Regions from separate parts of the Mus musculus genome. Here region 2 is linked to region 1. Evidence: chromatin contacts called from ENCODE Hi-C or POLR2A ChIA-PET data. All regions are on one chromosome and are shown on one strand. Each heading gives the region's core, a stretch centred on a gene start or an enhancer-like site at or near the end of the contact. The rest is flanking DNA. Distances are from core to core; before and after follow the strand shown. Region 1 holds the start of Nptn (neuroplastin). Region 2 holds the start of Adpgk (ADP-dependent glucokinase).

Evidence for each region. Hi-C counts contacts between places; a loop is a spot of excess contacts on that map. ChIA-PET counts read pairs that join two places held with the same protein, here RNA polymerase II (POLR2A).
Region 2: a map of T-helper 17 cell shows a loop between it and region 1 (4-fold over the local background). The contact joins the promoter of Adpgk here to the promoter of Nptn in region 1. A Hi-C loop is called at or near these places in 1 of 37 maps with a recorded cell type or tissue (T-helper 17 cell). POLR2A ChIA-PET finds 5 or more read pairs at or near these places in 2 of 5 experiments (both embryonic stem cell).

Annotation. Positions count from the first base shown.
Region 1 is chr9:58,580,430-58,583,978 of GRCm38, reverse strand. It overlaps Nptn (neuroplastin), which reads right to left and starts at 1,739. Exons shown (of 9, transcript NM_001357751.1): 1 at 1,453-1,739. The coding sequence starts at 1,543.
Region 2 is chr9:59,289,629-59,293,177 of GRCm38, reverse strand. It overlaps Adpgk (ADP-dependent glucokinase), which reads right to left and starts at 1,606. Exons shown (of 7, transcript NM_028121.2): 1 at 1,312-1,606. The coding sequence starts at 1,544.

The DNA of each region.
Region 1 (3,549 bases), core at 490-2,989:
ATTTTAAGCTCAGTTTGTCTTCAAAATACTCAACTCCACTGGCTCTGACTGATTTTTGTTTTAATGAAAGCCACTTCAAATTGTTTTAGCATAACAACGAAGAAATTCAGAGATTAAAACTAATGACTAATGTATGGCTCCCTATCCCTAACCAACTTCTCATTAATTTTTTTCATGTTTAAAATAGAAATCTTTAAACCTCCTAATAGTTGTTTCCACAATAGCTGAATTAGGTTCATTATCCCTTTAGGTTTGTATCTGAATGTGCGGTTCAACAACGGACTGTGACAATTCCAACAGAATCTGTCATGTTTAGCTCCCCAAGCCTATTATCTTTCACCATCTTCTCTAAAGAGCTTCAGTTCGCAACCCAATTCTCACTTCCACTGTACCTTAAACCCAACCCAGAGACCACATTCATATTCCTCAGAAATAACATCTTTGCAATCTTGAAACTTTCAGTTCTAAAAGCCCACTTCCTCCATCTCCCCTGCCACCATCTCTCATTGCCCTCAATCCCACCACTGCAGATGTGGCTGTGTCCCAGCCCTCCCCAAAGGCCGAACTAGCATCATAAAGCATTTGCCACAACTCGTCCCCTCCCTAATGTATCCGCCGCGCTACAAAGCAACATTACACCCCCGACTTCCTGCATTTTACTCTCTTCCCTTATTTTTCCGTCTTCCCCCACTCCCACCACTATACCCAGGCACCCTTTACTTCCCTGATATTTCTTCTACCTCGGTTTTAAAGCTTTCCCCGCATCCTCTGCTCATTTTCCTCTCCTTATTTAGAAACTCCCTTTTGCTTTCCCAACCGCTACCCTAGAATGCCCAGCACTCCACCCTCCTTGGCAAAACCCAATCCTCTTCCCCCAGCTCGTTTGGAGACACTGCTGCTTCTCTTCTCCAGGTCCCCCTACTGCAGTCAACCCACTCCATCTTTCCACCCACCTTCCCTCTACCCCCAAATCCAAGGTTTCCCGAATCGCTCACTAACCCCTCTCCTTGAGAGACTCAAGCAGTCTGCTGCCTCTAGGTATTCTACGGGATCCTTTTGACCCCAGCTTCCCCCCTCCTCCCATTTTGCAGAATGTCACCCGGGTTCCAGGGCCCCAGTAGAATCCCGGGTGTCAGCGCCCGCGGAGCCCGGTTCTCTCGCCGACACCACCCCTCCGCCAGCTCGAACTCGAACGCCTGTCTCCCGCCGCTTTCTCCAGAGCCGCCCCCGCTACTCCAGCTCCCGGTGCGCGATGAGCCCTACGCCGCGGACCTGTCTACAGAGCCCCGGGCTCGCACCAAAGCGACGCCTCCACCTCTCCGCGAAGCACCTCCTCGCCTCAGCCGGGTCGCCCGCTGCCGGCTCCGGCATCCCCCTCAGGCCTGGGCCCGGCCCCTCTGGTTGCCAGAGCCGGGCGCCCCCGCCCGACCCGCCCCCGGCCCCTCGGCTTACCGTTCTGAGCAGCGCCTGGCCCTGGAAGGAGCGAGCCAGAGACCAGCAAGAGCGAGAGGGCCAGGGCGCCGGGGAGCGACGAGCCCGACATCCTCCCTAGCCGGAGAGCGCGCAGCGAATGGGCCGGGGCCGGGGCCGGGGAAAGGGAGGGGAGGGAGGGAGGGGGCGGGCGAGCGCGCGCGCGAGGGAGTGAACGAGGGAGGCAGCCGCGGCCGAGCTCCGTCCTTCCCTGTCCTCCTCCTACCGCCGCAGCGTCCAAGCCTCGCGAGACCTCCGCTGGCGGCCGTGGGCGGGCCAGGAGCACCGGCGGCAAGGCTCGCGAGAAGAGGCCCTCTTCCCCCCCCTCCCCAAGTCCCCGCCCCTGCAGAGGCTGATTGGCCAAGCACAAGGGCGGTCACGTGCGAAGGGCGCTTTTGGCCACGTGACGGGGCGAGGCGGGGACTCCACCCGCTCCTTCTCCCACGGGGGAAGACGGCGGAGTACAGTTCTCACTTCTATGGGATCCTAGCGCTCAGAAATTAGAGGAAGCATTGAGAAAACAATGCTCCCCCCACCCATCCTGCCTTTCATGCGTTACTGCTCGAAGCTTCAGAAATGGATACCCTAGACCCTGCTTTTGAGCTTCCTATTAGTACCCCTTATCAAAACCCTGCTTTTCCTTCTGGACTTTGACCAGAGACCCCTAGAGGTATCTGGCCACAACCTCTCTGCCTCGTGGATTTTTTTTTCCCTTCCAGGCAGTGTTAACGATCGCTGTGCTTCCTTGCACGGACATCTGTTCCCTCAGCCTTCAAGTGTCCTCCTTTTCCTCCCTACCTGTGCCCTCCCCACCCCTCTTTGGCCTTATTTTAGCTTCACAAGCTCTGAGGGCCTGAAGAGCTAGCCTGTGCAGGGCTACAGATCCAATTCTACAAGGAAGTCACAGTGTGTCCAGTAATAGGCAGAACCTTTGGTAGAGGAAACCCGTAAGAAAATAGTTTCCACTCAGTTCACTGTTCAGCCTGGTGTATCAGAGATGACCCACAGGAAAGGGGCAATCAAAAAGGAGTTTAGCCATGTTGCATAGAAAGTTGAGAAATGCCTTCTTTTGCGGTGAGAGAGTACTGGGGAGATGTCATAGTCCTTAAAAATGCTTGATACACAAACGTGAAGACCTGAGTTTCCCCAGCATAAAACAGAAAAGGATGGCCACCAGAGCCAACGCTGTAATCTGAGTCTGGAGAAGAGAAGAGCTCTCTGGTTTGCTAACTAGTCTGCCTAGCCGATCGATGAGGTCTAGGCTCAGTGAGGGACCCTACCTCAAAAACTGAGTATTCTCCAAAAAAAAAAAAAAAAGAAAGAAAGAAAGAAAGAAAAAGAATAGTTAAGGGAGATACCCGAAGGCAACTTCTGGCCTCCCAGTGCGGGCACACAGGCTCTCGAACACAAACACAGATTTGGGGGAGTTGGCTTGTTTGTTTTCCCTGAACCACCCTCAGCACTTGTGGTTAGCAAAGGAGTGTTTTCTGTGGCTTAGCTCATCTATGAGTCACAACAGACATCCTCGGGTGTCTCTGTGGCTTACAAGTGAGAAAGGGTAAACTGGCCTGCTGACCTGACTATATTCAAAGGGTTAGAGAATCTGGAGTAAAGAGGAGGCAGAGGGGGGCTGGTGAGATGGCTTCAGTGGGTAAGAGCACCCGACTGCTCTTCCGAAGGTCTGGAGTTCAAATCCCAGCAACCACATGGTGGCTCACAACCATCCATAACGAGATCTGGCGCCCTCTTCTGGAGTGTTTGAAGACAGCTACAGTGTACTTACATATAATAAATAAATAAATCTTAAAAAAAAAAAAAAAAAAAAAAAAAAGGAGGAGGCAGAGGCAGTTGGATTTCTGAGTTCGAGGCCAACCTGGTCTACAAAGTGAGTTCCAGGACAGCCAGGGCTAAACAGAGAAACCCTGTCTCAAAAAACCGAAAAAAAAAAAAAAAGAAAGAAAGAAAGGAAGGAAGAAAGAAAGAAACCATCACAAACTCTCCAGAACTCTCCAGCTTTCCCAGGAACTAGACAACTATCTGCTATCTGCTATAGACTGTGCTTTGCAGCAAGGGCTGGGG
Region 2 (3,549 bases), core at 357-2,856, 710 kb before region 1:
AAAAGGCATGTGAGAGCACGAGAAGCTGACTGGCTCCAAGGTAGGAAGAAAGAAGAAAGGCACCCCCAGCATCAGCTTCCTTAGAAATCACCCTGGCACCTTGATCTGGAACTATCGGTCTCCAGTCACAGAAAGTTTATGTTGTTCTAAGCAACTAGTGTGAGTTATTCTGTTGTAGCTGCTCAAGCTGCTTCCAAAAAAATGCAGCACAGACCTGACTTCTTCCATACATATGCCCTCAGAGCCCAGCACACACCTGACATAGCTCCAAGAAAGATGATCAAGAACCTGATAAAGCCAGGTCTTTAAGCCCAGCACCAGGGAGGCAGAAGCAGCTGGTCCTTAGAGTTCGAGGTCAGCCTGGTCTACAGAGTGAGTTCCAGGAGAGCCTGGACTACACAGAGAAGCCCTGTCTTAAAGAAGAATAATTTAAAAATAAAACTAAACTAAAAAGACAAGAGAAAGAAAGAAAAAGGAAGCAAACAGATCAGATAATGATCTATGTTCTAATGATCTACTTACGTTCCAGACCAGCCAAGGAGGCTGTAGTTCAAAAAGGAACAACAGAAGCAACATTTAAAAAAAAAAAAAAAAAACCAACTCTAACCTAAAGAAAAACATACTAAAAAACTCGCTGATGCATAGTGCCCTTGACAAGACAAGAAAGCCAAGCCTAACTGGAAGAGGGACTAAGGTTAGTGTAAAAAAAATTGGATACATTTCTGTGAGTTTCACAAAGAAAGGAGATACTGTGATTTGAGAGAACCTTAAAAATATGAACTATCACTTAGTATGGGGAAGAAGGTAGTTTCGAGAAGGGCGTGCTAAACGCGAAAGGCGCAGAGTTCTGGTAAGGAATCCTTAACAAAAAATGTTGAATATGAAAATGAGCAGTCTTAGTAGAGTGGTCTTCAGACCGGATGACGTAAAGTCAACAGCTAGAGACAGAAGCATTTAGCTTTAAGTACGTTAGGAAGAGTGCTAAAAAAATAGGAAAACCATCGTGGCCACCTGAGAACAGTCGGCAAAAAAGGGCTGGAAGACAGACAACAGAGTAACCTCAAAAATTACAAGTGACAGGCTGAGTTGAATTTCTAAGAAGCTATGAGAGCTGCTTTTACAGGGAGCAGGGCCAACCGGGTGGAAATATGCTGACTATCCCTGCAGCGATGACGGAAAAAGGCTCGTCTCACGCGTCCGACACTTTCGCCCAGAGGGCAACCCAGACACCACCGAGTCCCGGGCGGACCCCGGAGCGCGCGCACTTCCCGGGGAGGCCCAGAGCCGCAGGCAGGCCCCGCAGGCACTCACCCCACAGCCACGCGGCGCCAGCGCCGGGCGGGCTGCGCGATGAGGGCGTCCCAAGCGGCTGCCAGCCGGCTCTCCGGGGACAGAGGTCCCACGGGCACTGGCGCGGGTCCCAGCCTCAGGGAGCTCCAGAGCGAGCGCAGCGCCGTGCCCGGCAGCTCCGGCTCCAGCAGGAACACGCAGCCCACGGCCAGCGCCAGGAAGCCGGCGCACGCAGAGCCGCGCCACAGCGCCATGTGCACACACCGCCGCACCGGTGGCTACAGGATCCTTTCTCGGCTCGCGCCTCCTCCCAGCTGGGCGCGTGCTGACGTAGACGTGCGTAACGTCACACCCGCGCGCCACAGGCTCTTCCTCCCGATGGGCGGAGCTACGACGGAACTGCAGCCCCAGTTATGGGTGGAGCTATGGGTGGGCTGGAGGCGGGACGACGACAGGGCTGGCGTTGGGGGTTCGCTCTGTTTAAGTCTTGGCGCTGGCGCTGGGCGACGCTGTTGTGCGATTCTGTCCTTGGATGAACAAAGGCAGTAGTGTGGTTCCCAATCCGTACACGTCTTCCCGATATTCACTGATAGCCTGAGATAGAGTGTGTGTGTGTCCGGGGTGGGGGCGAGAGAATACTTTTACTTCCCTAGTAAGATAAGACATGCAGATAACGAAGAAGCAGCAAACCTCGCGATTAGAGTAGTCGGTCTCCCATTGACAACGAGCCACGCTGTTGTCTCTTAATCCGTCCCTCCGCCAGTGTTTGACCTCCATGGTTTTACTAGGCCGGTTCCTTTCTAAGTCTGGTGCAGTGGCGAGGCGGAGGGTGCACGACGATGGGAAGGGCTTCCCGCGAGAGGAATCTGCTCAGACCCTAGTGGTGCTGGGCACGGGGAGTCCACCTCTTGAGATTTTCAGCTAGTCAAAGGCTTCCGCTAAGACTGAAGCGATCTTGTTCAATCTAGAGATCAGATTTAACACTCAGACCCCTTAGATAACCCTTTCGGAGGTGGTGTTCCTTTGAACAACCCCAGAGTAAGCCGCAAAGGGATACAATCATGTGTACAGTATGGAAGGACTATAGACTCGAGTTTTTAAATCCTGGTTTAGTTGTTCCGGGTGATACTACAGAAATCCAGCCCTTCCTCCTTTGATGTGACGGTTCTATGTGAGAGGGTAGGTTAAGAGGCAGGAAAGCTAGGCTTGATGTCCAGTTCATTCTCAGCCTCATCTAGCCTGGCCTATTTCTATTTTGCTAGTTCTGCTAGCTCCTGACCAATTTTCTACTCTGTCTATAATTTTTGAACTTGTTAATAGAAATGTGTTTCCCTGGCTTTGATCTTGGACGTTATCTCCCACCCCCACCCCCAGTATCCAAAGTGTTTCTGTTATGGCTCTCAGCTGTTAACTGGCCAGAGACTGGTTACTAGCCCAGACTAGCCTCAAGTTCACTGCGTTGTCAAGGGTGACTTTGAACTTTTTTTAAAAAGATTTATTAATTTATTATATGTAAGTACACTGTAGCTGTCCCCAGACACTTTTTTCTTCTCGCTCAGACCCCCGGAGCAGTCAGCGTTCTTAACCGCTGAGCTATCTCTCCAGCCCCAACTTTGAACTTCTGATCCTCTTCCCTCTAGCTCCTGGAATTACAAATGTGTATCTCTGTGTCTGGTGCTCAGGGAGGAAGGGAAGGTCTTATACCTTCTAGACAGACACTTTACAGAGTGTCTGTAAACAGAAGCATTTTTTGCCTCTGTTTACTGAGAACCAGTACCAGGTGTCTGTGATTAATTGATTTGGGAGGTGGACTGGCAAAGTCACATGTGTTTGAAGGTTGGCTAAAGCCCATTAAATATAAATTCCCAAGATCAGTTTTGGGAGGAGCGGAGGCAGCTGAACTATAAGAACACACTCATCTGGGAAGATGAGGGGACGACTCCCCATCAGTGTGGAGATCCCTTGCAAAGCTGTTGCTGAGTCTTTCCAGGCTTGCAAAACCTTTTGTTGTTTAGTCTTAGAGGCTAACTAGCAAGAGCTGGAGCAAGTTAAATCTAAGTTTATTTCTCATGTAAAAGTACAGCTGTGGTGTGGGTGACTCTGTGGCCTGTGCTAGCAAGCTGGATCTCGTCGGGTAGTTTTGGGGGGATGATCTGGGCCTCTTCCTCATTGGGTCAGTCAATGTGAGTTTGTATTGGGGAAGATAAGGAGATGAGAGATGACTCCAATTCCAGCTGCAAATTAAGAAATCCAGAGCTC